2 separate regions of the Mus musculus genome follow, and region 2 is linked to region 1. The links are chromatin loops, found by intact Hi-C in ENCODE. Cell type or tissue: left cerebral cortex. All regions are shown on one strand. Links, peaks and the distances in the headings refer to the core of each region. The heading gives the core; the rest is flanking DNA. Region 1 has its middle 19 kb from the start of Zfp365. Region 2 has its middle 49 kb from the start of Zfp365.

Evidence for each region. Peaks named below come from ENCODE experiments on the same cell type or tissue, not always from the same donor. Only the 100,000 strongest peaks of a DNase experiment are listed, where the experiment ranks them.
Region 2: a loop joins it to region 1, with 2.3 times the contacts of the local background. A loop is called at or near these places in 3 of 42 quality-filtered maps.

What each region holds. Positions count from the first base shown.
Region 1 is chr10:67,927,748-67,936,083 of GRCm38, forward strand. No RefSeq gene overlaps it. Among named protein-coding and RNA genes, the nearest start is that of Zfp365, 19 kb to the left of the region's middle. In left cerebral cortex, for the core only: CTCF peaks have their summits at 3,798 (motif pointing left) and 4,670; DNase peaks (open chromatin) are centred at 294, 4,786 and 5,118; H3K27ac peaks cover 1,589 bases.
Region 2 is chr10:67,859,665-67,868,000 of GRCm38, forward strand. No RefSeq gene overlaps it. Among named protein-coding and RNA genes, the nearest start is that of Zfp365, 49 kb to the right of the region's middle. In left cerebral cortex, for the core only: a CTCF peak has its summit at 2,821 (motif pointing right); DNase peaks (open chromatin) are centred at 2,838, 4,877, 5,601 and 6,933.

The sequences.
Region 1 (8,336 bases), core at 93-8,092:
AAACAGATAGAGACAAAGAGAGACAAAGACACAGAAAGAGACAGAGAGAGACAGAGACAGAAAGAGAAAGAGACAGAGGGAAACAGTAAGAGAGGGGTGGGAAGCTTAGCATATTGCTGCTGCGGTAGCATGGGAAATGTAAAATACATTTAAGCCAGGGAGTTAAATATGTTCCTTGCCTTCTGCTTGCTGCTCCTGCTGCAACAGACAAGCACAGAGAGAAGCTGCAAGAACTGAAAAGAATTCAAATCCAGTGGGTGCTAGTTTTGAAATCAAAAGCAGTCCTCGGTCCAAGGTTCTACAGATGGCGAACAATGTTGAGGTTAAGAAATAACTTTCAGGCACATATCAATCAAGAGCCCTCACACCCCCCAACGTGAGCTAAAGAGGAAGCAGATGGTAGAACCTGTCAATTTCTTTGTGAAGAGTTTAGAAAAACCTAAAGCAATGCCCCGGGGGATTGTTCTGGGAGAGGAAAAGTTCTGCAAGGATTGGAAAGCTGTATTCCCAGCCTCAGAAGCCTATGGCTGAGACGAGCTTCCAAAGAAGGCATTGGTGAGTACAGCTCTTCGTTCATACATGCCAGTGAGATGCAGACCAAAAATAAAACGTTTTTCAAAATTAAAAGGAATTACACTAACTGAAATCATCCTTGGGCAGAAAGAGATGGAGACATCAACAAAATGACAGGAAGCCTTTGAGTTCAGACAGTGGATAAAGACAGAACGGGACTAAGGATCCAGAGAATGAACCAAAGGCAGAACAATGCCAATACAACTCTGATTAGACCAGAAAGGGTGAAACAAGAAATGCAGAAAATGGCGCAAAGATGTCTCAGAACCTTCAATCCAGAGAGGGGACCAAAGAAGGCGTGGAACCAGGAGTCCAGAGAGTGGGCCAAAGCTATCTAGAATAATTACTAGGGAGCGCTAGAACTGGATCTGAAAACGTGTTGTGCTGTAGCTTCAAAATCCCCACATACCCATGGTTTCTGCCTTCTCATCTTCCTCTTTTCTATTGGGAGGACTCATAGCAGTTACTCTGTGCCTGCCTCACTATTGCAGGCTGGCATTTAGGAAGCCTAGAACCAACCTTATTGTCCCACCGGTACTCTGATCAACAGGAATGACCTTAAAAGCTGTATGAGAGGAAGTGCAACCTCACATCTAGGAGCCCCACCTGCTCCTGCTTCCTGCGATGTTCAAATGGCCCGAGATGGGCCCGGTTTAAAATTAAATGTTCGATTACTGAAGTATCACAGAAGGACTCTGTCATAGAAGACAATGAACAGGTAGGGGCTACTCTGGATGGGACAAAAATGTGAGAAGTCATTTGTCTTGGGGTTTTCTTTGCTGTTAAAAAAAACACCATGACCAAAAACAACGTGGGAAGGAACGGATTTATTTCAGCGTACAACTCCCGGGCCACACTCCATCAGTGAGGGAAAATCATGGCAGGAACTCAGTGTAAGAACCGAAGCAGAGGCCGTGGGGGGAGTGCTGCGTACTGCTTTGTCCTCCTAGGCTTGCTCTGTTTGTTTTCTCATAGCACCCAGGACCACCTGCCGGGGGAACCTTCCCCCATCCATAGCGGTTTGGTCTGTTGCTATGTATTGTAAATGCTGGCTCCCGAGGTCCGTTGCTCCCAGGCATAAAGAGATCCTCACACATACCAAGTGATGCTATGTAGCTTTGCCAGTCCAACTCCCCAAGCTATCCCTGATTGGTCAAATGAAAATGCTAACAGCCTATAGCTGGGCAGAAAAGAGGTAGATGGGGGTTAGGTTTCCTGGCTATGAGGTACAGACCGCGAGGAGGGAAGGAGAGAGGAAGATGTCATGGGGTAGGTGGATCGTGAGCGCATGGTCTTGAGGGCTGGCCAGTTGGATTAGGAGCAGCCCATGGGGAACATGGCAAATTATATCTCAGAGTTATTTATTGACAGGGAAGTAGGCAAAATAACTTAGATGGTTGATATCTCTCAGCTCTAGTGCTACTAAGACTTATTATACATATAAAGGTTTTGTGTCTGTTTGAGAAATAAATAATCTAAGATGGGGTAGAAGCCCTAATTAATTTTTACCATCAATCCCCAGTTAAGAAAATGCACTATAGACTCTCTTATGGGCCAATCCTATGGAGAATTTCTCTCAGATTCCCTCTTCCCAGACGCCTCTTGCTTATGTGAAGTTGACATAGGTCTAGCCAACACAATGCCCTTTACAAACTGAGCAGGTTGTTCAGACCTGTAACTCCTGAGAGAAAGATGGTGGAATCCTTACCATTCTCTAGCTTTCATCCTGGAAGCACTTTCCAGGCTGTGGAACAGAAAAGAGAACCCCAGTCACTGCGTGAATGAGACATGATGTTGGAATTGGGGAAGGTCGGGGTTGTTAGAATGTACCGGCCAAAGGTCCAGAGAAGACGGAATGGAACACAAAGCGTTAACAATTATGCTGAGTTTCATATAAGACCAGGTGAATGGATGACCAAACTGCCCCAAAATGGGAAACTCTGGTTGCTGAAAACTTCAAAACCCTCAGTACTCATGTAGGAGTAGATAAGAATTTTCACTTCAGACTTTCAAAATAGGGTAAAAAAAAATCTATCTGAATACTCGAATTCATTATTTAATCAACATTATCAAGTCTTAAGAGTAAGACTGGACCATCCACAGGGTACAGCTTACTGTAAATTACTCTAGTGAAGTAATCGACATCAAACTAGCCGCCCTGACCAGCAAGCAGTTTTGGCAGATGGTGGAGCAAATTGAAACACATTTTAAACAACACAAGAAAGTCTATCAAATACTTTTTGTTGATATGATAAAATGGTATAACCAAGACAACGTAGGGAAGAAAGAGTTTATTTTGTTTTGTTTTTCCAGAAGGACAGTCCTCACTGGCAGAGGAGGCATGGCAGCAGGCGGCTGGAGCTGTTGGGAACAAGCAAAAGAAACGTATTCTAAGTACTACAATTTTGTTTTCAGACTCCATTTAATCGTAGGGAGAAACTAAATCCAAGCTCTCAGCCCCTAGGGGAGCTGGGGACTTCCCTATAGCTGAACATCTGACTCCAGCCATCTCAAGGACAACTTCTCCATCTTGCTGACAGGGTCAAACAAGGTCATGTTCCCAGGCCTAGAAACGAACACCTATCCCACATCTCCAAATGTTTTCTTAATTGTCTGTTAACCAATAAAAAGTATAGAAATTGCTGTTATCTAAACCAAGGTGCATACGTTGTAAAAACATATAACCAAATGCCTATTATGTTCTAATTAACCATAGGCAGCCAACCCACTCCTTTGTCCCCTATCACTCTGAGTTCTGGGCTTAATGTCTAGGAGAATGAATTAAGGACCTTGAAGACAGTTGCCCTGGAGATTGTCCAGTCTCCAACGAGTACATCCTTTGCTTAATCCATAATGTCAAGATACAACTGGATAACCCCCCTAGCTTTCTGTTTCCATCCATTTAAAATGTTGTACAATATCCCTTTGATACCATTCAGATCCTGAATTGGCCCCCTCCCTGAGCACTCACAAAATAAAGCTTGCATTTTTAAGCTTCTGTATCTGAAGTGAGTTTTCTCAGCTTCCACCCTGAACTCAACAGAGCAAGAAGCTGAGAAATGACCATCTTCAACCACGGGGAGAAAGCAGTGAGAGCAAACTGGAAGGAATGGGGCAGGGTTATAAACTCCCAGAGCCCTGCTCGGGGGTAAGCTTCTTGTCTCAAGGCTGTATTCCTAAAGGTTCCATAAGCTTCCCTAAACAGCGCCACCAAGTGGTGACTAAGTGTTCATGTCCCAAGCCTATGGGAGATATTTTTTATTCAAACCACCATTTAAAAAAATCCAGATGCTTAAAAAATTAACCCCATGGTATTCAGCAATCACTGAAAACTTGGTAGGCATAGAAGGGTGAGAAAATGTGAAAACCAAGAGAAACAGCAGAAACCGATTTAGAAATATAACAGATGGTATGGTTGGATAGTCTAAAGACTTCAAAGCCTTAAGACTAAATGCTCAAGGACTTAAGGACTTAATGCAACCATAATGGGGGAAAACACAGAAGTTATAAATTGAACCAAATATAACTCTTGTGCCTAAGATATACAATACATGAAATATAAGCTCACTGAATAAAGTTATATTATAACAAATATAAAACAGGGGTAAGAATTAAGTAAGAATGAATTCTCACTGACCCCAGAGGTAGTAGCCATTATGTGGTCAGAGACCCAGAAAAGAAAGGAGACAAAGAAAGAAGAAATATGAAATAATAACTATTTTTTTCAAATTTGGCAAAATGTATAAACACACATATCTAGGTTATTTTTCATTTCTAGAATGTATTCTAAATCAAATCCAATAAAGGCAAACTCATGTAGAAGAGGAGCTGCACTGTACCATAAATGAATAGTATTTCCCAGCCAAATTCACCCTTCAGTGTGTGCTGGTGAGGCTTGGAAGGGGTCTTTATAAGCATTTATAAATATTATCTATATAAGTATTGCAGTAAACACAGTATAAAGCTTTATCACGAGTGGGGCTGGAGGGATGGGGCAGGGATATAAACTCCCAGAGCCCTCCCTCAGTGGTAAGATTCTTCTCTCAAGGCCCATTACCTTCCCTAAACAGCGCCACCAAGAGGGGACTAAGTGTTCATGGACTTAAGCCTATGGAGAACCTGTCTTCAGGATACAGTGTCCGCTGTTTTCTTTCCTCAGATTGCAGCAGTACCGTGTGCCAGAGGGACGTGCTCAGAAACATCCCGAGCTCCCGCAAGTAGCAGCAGCACCCAGTCCTCCAGAGAGCTTGCAGCCCAGCTCCTGCGCGGGCTGGAAGCTCTTGCCTCTCCAACAAGAGCTCCTTTAACAAAACTATCTTTTATTGAGTGTGTCCACCCCGCATCCCGCACCCCGCACCCCGCACCCCGCATCCCGCACCCCGCACCCCAGCCTTAGATGTCTTTCCACGTTCTCCTTATGAGTCACTGGCTCGGTCTTGCTGCTTTTAAAATTCTCTTCTCTTTGACAGATTAACACTGACGGATTGGGTGCGGAATCATTAAATGTAGTCTGCTTGGGATTTGTTGAGCGTCGCATTTGTTGCTCAACGTTTTTCCAGCAACTTTGAGACATTTTTGCTCTGATTTCTTTGACTTGTGCTCTCTACCGCTCCTCACTCCCGGGAATCCCACGTTGTGGATTTGGTGATGACTCACAGTCACTTCTAAGACTCTTCACTTTTCTGTACTATTTTTATCCTTGGGTCTGCCCAACCGAATGGACTTTGCTGGTTTCACAGCTCATCAAATCTTTTTTTTTTTTTTAATAGTGTACGTGCTAGGGTATATATGTGTTTACATGTACGTGCCTGTCCATAAAGGCCAGAAGACAGCATCAGGTTCTCTGGAGCTGGTGCCACGGGTAGTTATGGGCTGTCCTATTTAGATGCTGGAAACTGAACTTGGATCTTCTTCAAGAGCAGTATGCACTCTTAACCTCTGAGCCCTTTCTCCAACCCCTAACTAATACCTTACAAACTGCTCTAATTACAGTGTATCTGGTCTTTGCTCTGCTCTGCTCTGCATTGATAACATTCATTGTCTTGGCAAAACATGTTCTTAACGCGTAATCATGTCACCCGTCCCACTGTGTGCGCACCCCCCCCTAATCAACCATGTCTCAGTCCCCTTCGACCATCTTATGTGTCACCTGTTTGCACCTGACACATTGCTACCCAGAATAAGGACTGTACTTCCACATCCTCTCAGCAGACGATGGATATTTGGTTCCCTTCAGAATGTAAGTGGAGATTTACTAACCTGGTTTCCTCTCTGAAGGGAACGGATTGGCTCTCTCCTCTCTTCCCATCTTCTCATTGGTCAGCATATATGCACTCTGACCTAAGGCATCCTCTGCCTGGTGCTGCCAGGACAAAAGCAGGCAGCTCCTTCAGGAAGGAGGAATCCAGACTGAGAAACCAAGATGGGAGCCACTACATTTAGGTACAGGTTGGCACATTAGAAGCCTTTACCTGCTGTTTTGAAACTTGTTGCTATGGGAACAGAATCAATTCTGTTGGCTTACATGTTTTGTTTAGCTGAGCTCTCACACTGCTGTGGCAGAGGAGAGTCCTTGCGAGTGAGATTCCATTTCACCCTATGGTAGCTCCTGGGGTTACCACAGCAAATTGCCTTATTGGATGGCTAAAGTCACAGAAATCGATTTTTCTTACAGAACTTGAAGTCCAGGAGTCCAGAGTTAAAGTATCCACAGGACTCCAGGGTATCCTAAACCTTCCTTTGGCTTCCACAGACACCCACACACATGTATAAACACGCACGCACATACACACATATAATACATGTATATACACACATGCACACAAACATATAAGTATGTACACATACATGTACACATATACACATGTACATGAGCACACAAAACACACAAACACATGTACACATGTGTGCATGCATACATACACATGAATGTATAAATGTGCACACATACACACATGAACACATACATACATGTATGCACATAAATGCTTGTGTACATGAATACACATGTACACACATGGGCACTCACATGTACACATACATGCACACACATGTACACACACCTGTACATGCACATACATCTTAAAAACATCTTCATGGAGTAAGATAAAGACTCCTTCTCATTAACTTGTCAAGATGAAAGGACTCCCATGTTATTCCTTACAACCCTGCTTTGGTGTGCTTATTACTGTGGGACAGTCAGTCAACCACCATTTATCTCTTATTTGTCCTTCCTCTTCAGAAATACTAATCAGTATTCAAATTCTTCCTTCATGATGAATAAGAGCTTATTCATACACTTCCTGGATGTTGGAGATCCAGTTTATCCGTGGAGAAGATGGGACTCTGAGGAAGTGACTCACAAGGTTAAGTCGCATGATAAGCAAGGCAAGCTGAGGTCTCTGAGTGGAAAACTTAACAAGGCAGCAAAACTCCTTTCCCGCTACCTCAAAGGTTATCAACCTCTGGGGAGGATCAAACAAGCTTCTCACAAGGGTCACATACAGATATCCTGACTACCAGATTACATTACAATTTATAACAGGAGCAAAATTGCAGTGATGAAGTAGCAATGAAAACAGTTTTATGACTGTGGGTCACCACAACATGAAGAACTGTATTAAAGGATTGCAGCACTAGGAAGGTTGAGAACCACTGCTCTATTTGAAACACATGCTCAGGTACTAAATAATTCATTTTTAATAGTTATATTACATGAAGCAATTTAGTTTGTGTACATATGTGTGTGGGTGCACATGCCAGGCGTGTGTGTGTGTGTGTGTGTGTGTGTGTGTGTGTGTGTGTGTGTGTGTGTAGATTAAAGAAAACTTTCAGAAATTGCTGGGTTGTTTTGGTTTGTTTGTTTGTTTGTTATTTCTGTTTTACTTGTTTGTTTTTCCCAGACAGGGTTTCTCTGTGTAGCCCTGGCTGTCTTGGAGCTCACTCTGTAGACCAGGCTGACCTTGAACTCATCCACCTGCCTCTGCCTCCCGAGTGCTAGGGTTAGAGGTGTGAACCACCACTGCCTGGCCAACCCATGCGGGCCCCAGGGATTGAATTCAGGTTGCCGGGTTAGTGGCCAATGCCATTAACCAATGAGCGATGCATTGACCTGATTGTCTACCTTTCTATTTATATACTTCTCTTTTTTGTCTTTCCTTACTCGAATTGATGGTCTATATAGACCTGTCTTAAAACAACAAAAACAAGATTTTTTTTTCATTGCTGAGTGTCAAGTTGAAGATCTAACCCTAATCTATACCCCTCAACTGAGTATATAAACTCTTGTCCTGAATTAAGGTTCGATAGTGAGGATTAAAGGTCCAGACCCTTAATTCTAGATCTCACTGAGATAACAGAAATAAAGGACTCATAAACAGAATACAGGAGAGAGGCTGTAGCGACTGGGCAGGGAAAAGCCAGTCTGTGAAACTGGATTTTTACTTTGATTAGCTTTTACTTATGACATACAAATAAGTTTGGCATTCAGATCTCACCTGGCTTATGATTACCATACAGTCACTACGTGACATTGGACTTTACCCTCATGAGAAGAACAATCTCTGAAAACTCTGCCCTCAGAGGGTATCTTTTTCCATATGTATCCCTATCAAAGACCTGAGAATTTTACCTACATGCTCAAAATTGGCATATAACCAACCTATGGGTAATTCCATGTGCAGACCCTAGAGGCAAAGGGAGCATACCATACCCCACTGCACCCCACCCCCCGGTGACTTAAAGTAAATAGAGATAAATCTAGA
Region 2 (8,336 bases), core at 299-8,298, 68 kb before region 1:
ACATACTAGTACACACATACACTAACATATATGCTAACATATGTACCATACTAACACCAATCTACACCAATCCATACATCAAACATAAATACATGCATATTAGCACATATACATTGGCACATAAGTATGCAAATTTAGAAGAAAATGATTTACGAGTTATCCTTGGGTAATATGGCAACCTGTTAACTTTCTATAATATACAGTTAGAGCAAAATAACTCCCTCTTGATATGTGTCTGTCACCACAACTGTTCCCAGAATCCTTTACTTAAAAGCAAAAGGAAGGTGGGGTGGCACATATCTTCAACCTCAGCACTCAGGAGGAAGAGGCAGGTGGATCTCTGTGAGTTTGAAGCCAGCCTGGTCTACAGATCGAGTCTAGGACAGCCAGGGCTACATAAAGAACTCTGCCCCATACTTGAAAAGCCAAAACCCCAAACCCACCCCGCCCCCAAAAGGAAGAAGGTAGCATGGGTCTCCTTTAGAAGAACCAAATTTTCTGTTTACATTTTCACATTTACTTTATGCCAGGAAGAGGATTTACAGAGGGCAAGAAAAGCAGGGTGTCGTAGCTCAACTCTTTAAGATAAAGTCAACAAGCTGCTTCCTAAAGCAATTGAGCTTGGTGCCTTATGCTTTGAGGCTGAGGCAGGGGGATAGATAGAACTTTGAGGCCAGTGTGGGCCATGTAAGTGAGTCCCAGTTCAGCTTAGAGTACAGTGTGAGACCCTGTCTCCAAACAATTAAAGAAAGAAAGAAATGTAGGGGCAGGGGATGGGGCTTGTGGAGGAGAGTGTCCACCTGGCATGGGCTTTATCCTCAGCACCTCCTAATATTTGGTACAGAGGTGCACATCTGCAGTCCCAGCACTTGACAGGGAGCAGCAAAAGGGCAGGATCTGTGCTCATACACACAGCTGCACAGGCCCACTCAAGGGCAGCCTCAATTACATAGTAAACCCAGGGCCTCGGCTAGGCGAAACATTGTCTCTAATAAATAGATTAAACAAATGTATTTTAAAGTAGTTATATTCAGCGGAACTGCTCTTCATAATTTATCAGTTGTAAAATGACCTCAGCCATATTTCCTTATCTCTATCTATCTTGCTCCACCCCCAAACCCGATGTATACTCAAGTTTTCCCCTATGGGTACAGATTGTAGAAAGATGTAAATAGGAACAACTTTTGACATCACCGAGAGCAGAGATGGTGTTTTCTCACCTGTGCAGGTACCTGCAGCATTCGGCTCTCCTGCTCTGAGAGCTAACAGCAATGGAGCAATGGAGCAATGGAGTAAGAGGCTTCCAGGAAGAGGTTTCCCTGTGTGCCGGACCCCTTTGCAATGCCATGTGCTCACCCATGTCATCTTTTAAGGGCTAATTATACACCTTGTGTAGAACTGTGGGTGTGACTCTCCTGACCATGTTACAGATAAGCCTGCCGACAGAAATGAGATTCTTGACACAAAGTTACCAACTCTGAAACGAGATCTCACCAACTCCTAGTTGGCTCTCTCTTTAGCATTTGCTTTGCCAGCTAATTGGGTCTGGGTCACGATAGTCAGGGTATTAGTCATGGCAACGGTGTGGATCATTGAAGGCCTGGAAAGAGATTCAAGGAATGCTAATCTCCTACCAAACACTAATTTCTTTGTGAAAATCCTTTTTGCCTTGAAGTACTGAAGTGACACCGTGAATGACTAAGGTCTTATAGGTCATCAAAATTGTCCTTACTAATTAACATTTTTATGTATTATTACCAATAATCTGGACACGCCATTTAACTTTCTTGTGGAATTAAATTTCAACAATCGCCATTTGTGTCTGTTGTTTTTCCTCCTAAATATGAAGAATGGGACTCTGGGTTCCATAAGTAAACTGCCTAATGCTCAGTTATGGGGACCTGAGCTTGGGTGCCCAGAGCCCATATGTCCTAGCTAACTTTAACTGTTACTTGTCCCAGCAGGGAAGGAAGTCTCGACTGAGTGATATCCCTTATCATACTGGCCTGTGGGGGATTGTCTTGGTTGTTAATTGATGTAGGAGGGTCCAGTCCACTGTGGGTGGCACCATCCTCTGTGCAGATGGTTCTGAGCTGTATTAGAAGTCTAGCTTATGGTAGAGATGGACCTGAAAGCCGGCCAGGAAGCAGCATTCCTTCATGGTTTCTGCCCAGTGATACCCTGTGGCTAACGGCCCCTTTCTCTCCCCTGAGTTGCTTTTGGCCACAGTGTTGTCATAGGAACAGAAAGGAAATTAAAGTGCCATCTACATGTTGGACACAGTGTTTTGTGGAAACAGCAAACTTCAGTTTTGGTAGGAGAGGCAGAGAAGGTGTGGAGGGAGGGCATCCCAGCGTCAGACTCTGGCTCCCTCATGTGTTCACATGAACAAGTTTGTATGCATACAGAGAGAGAGAGAGAGAGAGAGAGAGAGAGAGAGAGAGAGGAAGACTGGGAGAGGGAAGGGGAAAGGGAAGGGAAGAGGGGAAGGGGCGGGGAGTAAAAGGGAGGGGAGATAAAATGAGAGGGGGGAAGGGAAGGAAGGAGAGGGGGGAAGAGGGAAGGAAAAGGGAGAGAAAGGGGAAAGTAGGGGGAGGGGAGGGGAGGGGAAGGGGAAGGGCTGTGTACTTTCTTCTAGCCATTAAAAATAAAATCCCAGTGATTTAACTTACCTATTCTAGCTACTTTTGTGCCAGTTAGTCAAGATTCCAGGCTACTTAACTTGTATGGATATTGGGACTTTCCTGTCTAGAAGAAAATCCCCTGCCTGCAAAATCAGCAGCTTGTTTGTTTTCTGCCAATTGTAATATCTTGGGTAAGACACCAGGTGGCGGTAGCTCCTCTAAGCGTATATAAAGTCATGTTACAAACACGTTCAGATTCCTGTGTCAGTAAGGTGGGCTAAGGTAGAAAAGAAGTGGGGTCTGGGGTACAGCTCAATCGGTAGGGTGCTTGCACTCCGGGAACAAAGCCCTGGGTTTGGTCACTTTCGCTGCATAAGCCCCGTGCCTATAATCTCAGCACTTAGGAAGTGGGGGCAGGACCTTATTGAAAGGGAGGAAAAAGGAGGAGAAGGAGAGGGAGGGAGAGGAGGAAGGGAGGGACAGAGGGAGGGTGGGAGGCTGAGGAGTCTCTCAGTGGGTTAAAAAAACTTTCTATCAAGCTTGACTGTGTGTTAGATCCCTAGAACCCACACGCATAGTTGAAGCGAAGAACCAACTCCCGAATGTTGTCCTCTGACCTCCAGACCTCCACCTATGACCTGTTGCATGTTCACACGCATAAAAAGAATCGCTAGATAAACAAATGCAAACACACAGAAATGCTATAGTAAAGAAACCCACACACCAAAGAGGGAAATACGTTAATGTTATGGGTGTAAAATATGACTTTCCATGTATCTGTGGAAAACATGGGCAAAAATAGGTAACTTGGCTGACGAATCATTTTTCGATAGAGATAGTATTTTTATTAAGTATACTGGAGATGACATACTTGAATACACTGTTATGGCTTTGCCTGTAAAGCATATGACGTCACGGACTTAGGCAACAGGTCAAAAGAAATCCATTTTTTCCCTTCTGATTTTTGTGGCTTAAGGACTTGGACATTGCTAGGGGTTTGGATAAAAACTTGGCTGCACAGGTGCATGGTAGAAATAAGTTTTGTGCCAGAATAATTGGTACCGATGTCACTCTCTGCCAATGGACTGGCTTCCCTCGGACTTTGCAGGTGTCTTACACATCAGCGACTCCCGCTGCTTCGCTGTTTCACCATTATACTTCCATCTCCTGACAATGAGGTGCTAAGAGTCGTGAGCCTTCTGGCAGGAGAGCATTACACCTTTTGAGAAGTCACCTGTTTCATCCCTGAATCACCAGTAAGCCCATGGCTCTCAGACAATCATACCTAAGGTGCCTGTGAGGCCAAACAGACACTCCTCTTTGAGAGGATCATCACAAATGTAAAGTCATCAGAAAATACGTTGATTCTGAACATCAGGAAACCTGGACTCTGGGCTAAGAGCCTGGTTAAGTCCTCACCTGTTTGGAAACTCATTTTGCTGTGGGGGTGGGTGGGGGTGGGGTGTTGTTAAAGTCCTTCTCAATCTCCCCTGCAAGGATTCAGCGGTCCTTCAACACACCATGGCCCTCATCTCTCCATATTTCTCCCTTTAGATTAGAGAAGAATCAAAAACTCAAGTTAGGTTATGGGTGAAAGGTATGGACAGGGGGTTAGCCTGAGCTAAGATATAGTGTAGAAGGACATGGCCTTGGGTGCACCCCACCTGGGAGACTCAAGCTCTGTTGCTCTTCTTCTGCGTTGACACGACCTCTTAGAAAGAGGCAGGTCCATTCCCTCATTCTGGAGTTTAACCAGATTACGTGGTCAGAGCCAGGCTGTCTCCATAGTGGGCTAGTCCAGAGGAAGTCACTTAGATTCTCAGCACCGCCTTAGTGATTTGCATTCAGCTCACCTGGGTAAGGCTATGCGCTGTCCTAGTTTTAACACCACTCCTCGTGATGTTTTTGTTCAAGGACGTTTAGGAAACGCAGGTCCGTGTACACAGCCCTTTACTTTACCAAACGAAGCAACTGAAGCTTGGGTAGACATCTGGAACAGCTCTTCAAGCGCCTCCAGTTTTCATCGGGAAGCTTTCCTACCGCCAACATTCCTCTTTTTGTGATTTATTTCAGTGTGTGTGTACATGCATGTGTGTTTATAGGTAAGTAGGGATGTGCACTTGTACATGTGTGTGCCCCAAGGAGTCCAGGAGAGAAACTCAGATCCCCTTAGAGCTAAAGTTAGAGGCATCTGTGAGCTGCCCAACAGGAAAAAATGGAATTCAGATCCTGTGTAGGAACCAAACACTCCGAATTGCCAACTGTCTTAGTCAGGGTTTCTATTCCTGCACAAAACAGCATGACCAAGAGGCAAGCTGGGAAGGAAAGGGTTTATTCAGCTTACACTTTCACATCACCAAAGGAAGTCAGGACAGGAACTCAGACAGGACAGGAACTCGGAGGCAGGAGCTGATGCAGAGACCATGGAGGGATGTTACTTACTGGCTTGCTTCCCCTGGCTTGCTCAGCTTGCTTTCTTATAGAACCCAAAACTACAAGCCCAGGGATGGACCACCCACCATGGACCCTCCCACCCTTGATCACTTATTGAGAAAATGCCTTAGAACTGGATCTCATGGAGGCATTTCCTCAAGGGAGGCTCCTTTCTCTGTGATAACTCTAGCTTGTGTCAAGTTGACACAAAACTAGCCAGTACACCAACCATCTCTCTAGAACAGCTCCATCTGTTTTCCATCTTACAGAGAGAGAGAGAGAGAGAGAGAGAGAGAGAGAGAGAGAGAGAGAGAGAGAGAGAGAGAGAGAGAGAGGTCTATATTGAATACATAGAGCAAGGGGACTGGAAACTCCCTACTCAGTATTTCCAAGGAAGGTCTAGGCTGACTGTTCTCAACACCCCCTCTTTCTGAAGTATCCAGATTTCCACCCTCAGTGTATTTGAGGCTCACACTGAATTTTGAGTTTTAAAAAGGAAGCCTTGCTGGCAACATCTTGGGACACTCCTTGGTCCTCTGTTGGGGCTCCTGCAACTCACTTTGGCTCCCTGTCAGAACCACCCCCATCAGTTCTGGATGGGGAAAGAAGCTAGGCGAGATGCTCAGAGCAAATTCTTCACAGCAGCGACTGAAAGGCGTTACTCAAGTGCTGTCCTTCCTGAAGGCCATCTCTGTGCCAGAGCACTGTGGAGTTTCTCCTAAGAAGGACATCAGAGTTAGTGTGTGTATACTAAAGGCTTGATACTTTTTTCCTGAATTTTTATTAGGTATTTACTTCATTTACATTTCAAATGCTATCCCCAAAGTCCCCTACACCCACCCCCTGTTCCCCTACCCGCCCACTCCCAATTCTTGGCCTTGGTGTTTCCCCTGTACTGGGGCATATAAAGTTTGCAAGACCAAGGGGCCTCTCTTCCCAGTGATGGCCGACTAGGCCATCTTGTGCAACAAATGCAGCTAGAGACACGAGCTCTGGGGGTACTGGTTAGTTCATATTGTTGTTCCACCTATAGGGTTGCAGACCCCTTTAGCTCCTTGGGTAGTTTCTCTAGCTCCTCCATTAGGGGCCTGTGTTTCATCCAATAGCTGACTGTGAGCATCCACTTCTGTGTTTGCCAGGCACTGGCATAGCCTCATATGCAACAGCTATATCAGAGTCCTTTCAGCAAAATCTTGCTGGTGTATGCAATGGTGTCTGCTTTTGGTGGCTGATTATGGGATGGACCCCTGGGTGGGGCAGTCTTGAAGTCGATGAGACAGAACTATCCGGCCAGCCCCAGTTGTTAGGCAACTGACCCGAGAGCAGGTGAATCAGCCACTGTGATGGCCAAGTCAGTGAGTCACCCGCTGTCTGAAGGAATTCAACTTCCGAACCCAACTTCTGGGGCTTCCAAAAACCCCTTAGTCATTCTAATCACTCGCAAGCTCTGATGGAGTTATCTTGGACCCTTCTCTTTACCCCTTGGGTATTTGGAGGTTTGTGTGTGTTTTTATTTACTTTGATGTCATCGATGTTGACTTTGATTAAAGCTAGGTCTTCTGTAGCCCAGGCTAGCCTCAAACTCACTTTGTAAGCAAGAATGACCTTCAGTTTCTGATACGCCGCCCCACCTCTACCTCCCAAGGATTACAGTATGTGCCACCACACCATGTTTGTGTGGGACTGGAACCCAGGGACTTTGTGCATGGTAGAGAAGCATTCTATCAATGAAACCACCGACACAGTTCAACCTGTTTTATTCCTCTTTGGAGACGAACTTAGATCAAGCGTCTCCACAGAGCGGCTCATACTCCAGCGAAGTGTACTTCCTTTTGGCTTGATTCCCCTGCTAATCTGGGCCTTCAGAGGAGAAGCAGAGTGTGGAGAGGTTTTTCTGGATCACAGCCTTAGACTCGCTAAGCCTCGTAATGACTGGCGACCGAGTGCCAAATCTGGGCTTACTGTGAGAGTGCTTAAAGTCAATCTTAGGCTTTAACATGGGATGTGGTAGCGCTAGAGAGATGGCTCAGTGGTTGCGAGCATTTTCTGCTCTTCCAGAGGACCGAAATTTGGTTCCTACCTCTCTTGGGCAGTTCACAACTGTGTACAACTCCAGTTCCAGGTGATCTGACACCCTCTTCTGGCCTCTGCATAAACATTCACACACATATACAAAAATAGAAATAAAAAAGTAAATTTTTAAGGGGCTGTAGACACAGTTCGGTGGCTGAGGGGGTTACACTACTCCTCCAGAGGACCCTAGTTCAATTCATAGCACCCACATTTGGCTGTTCACAATCACCTGTAAGCTGGAGAAAGTCTGATACCCTCTTCTGACTTCCTAGGGTACTTCACACATATGGTACACAAACACTTGGGCACACACAGAGGATAAATGTCTAAGTAAATAATTAAAAAAATATTTTCAATATTCTGGAGACGGATGCTTTTTCCTATCATTTGAAGCAAGATTGCTTCCAATGAATCCTTTTGATCATATTAACTGATGTATTTGGGAGCCATCCTGACCCTTAACTGTCTCTGAATTGGCTCTTTCAAACTTTCCCACCTTTTCTCAGCAGACTAGCACTGGCCTCTCTCTTATGTTGGACATTCACAGTCTTGCAACACTGGATCAAATCGATGGAAAATATAGGCACAGTAATTACAGAGGTCCTGTAAGTCCCATTTAATGTTTTAAAATCCCTCCAGTGACCATTGATTAGTCCCATTTTTATATTCCAAAGTTTGTCCAGATTTGCTTTGTTCTCATCAATGAAAGATCATGGCGCTACACACATCATGTGTGTGTGTGTGTGTGTGTGAGCTTATGTATGTATAGGTGCTCAAGTGTAAAGGCCAAAGGTCAATTTGAAGTGTCAGTCCTCAGATATCATCCACCTTGGGTTTGTTGTTTGAGACAGGGAGTCTCATTGCCTGGATCTAACTGATGCAGTGATGCAGCTAGGCTTCTGGGCCAGAAGAGTGTCCAAGGCTAGACCAGTGAGTCAAGGGATGGTCCTATCTCCATCTCCCCAGTACTCGCCACCATGCTCAGCTTTTAAAGTGGGTTCTGGGGATTGAACTTGGGCCTTCCTGCTTGTGTGCAGCAGACATTGCACCAACTGAGTCCTCTGCAAGCCCACATATACGTGTTAACCTAGAAGTTTGTCCTAAAACACACTAGACCACCTGTGTGATTTGCACACAGCATAGATTTCCTATGATCTACACAGGCTACGTTAACTGCTACCATTGAAAAAAATAATGTGTAAATTT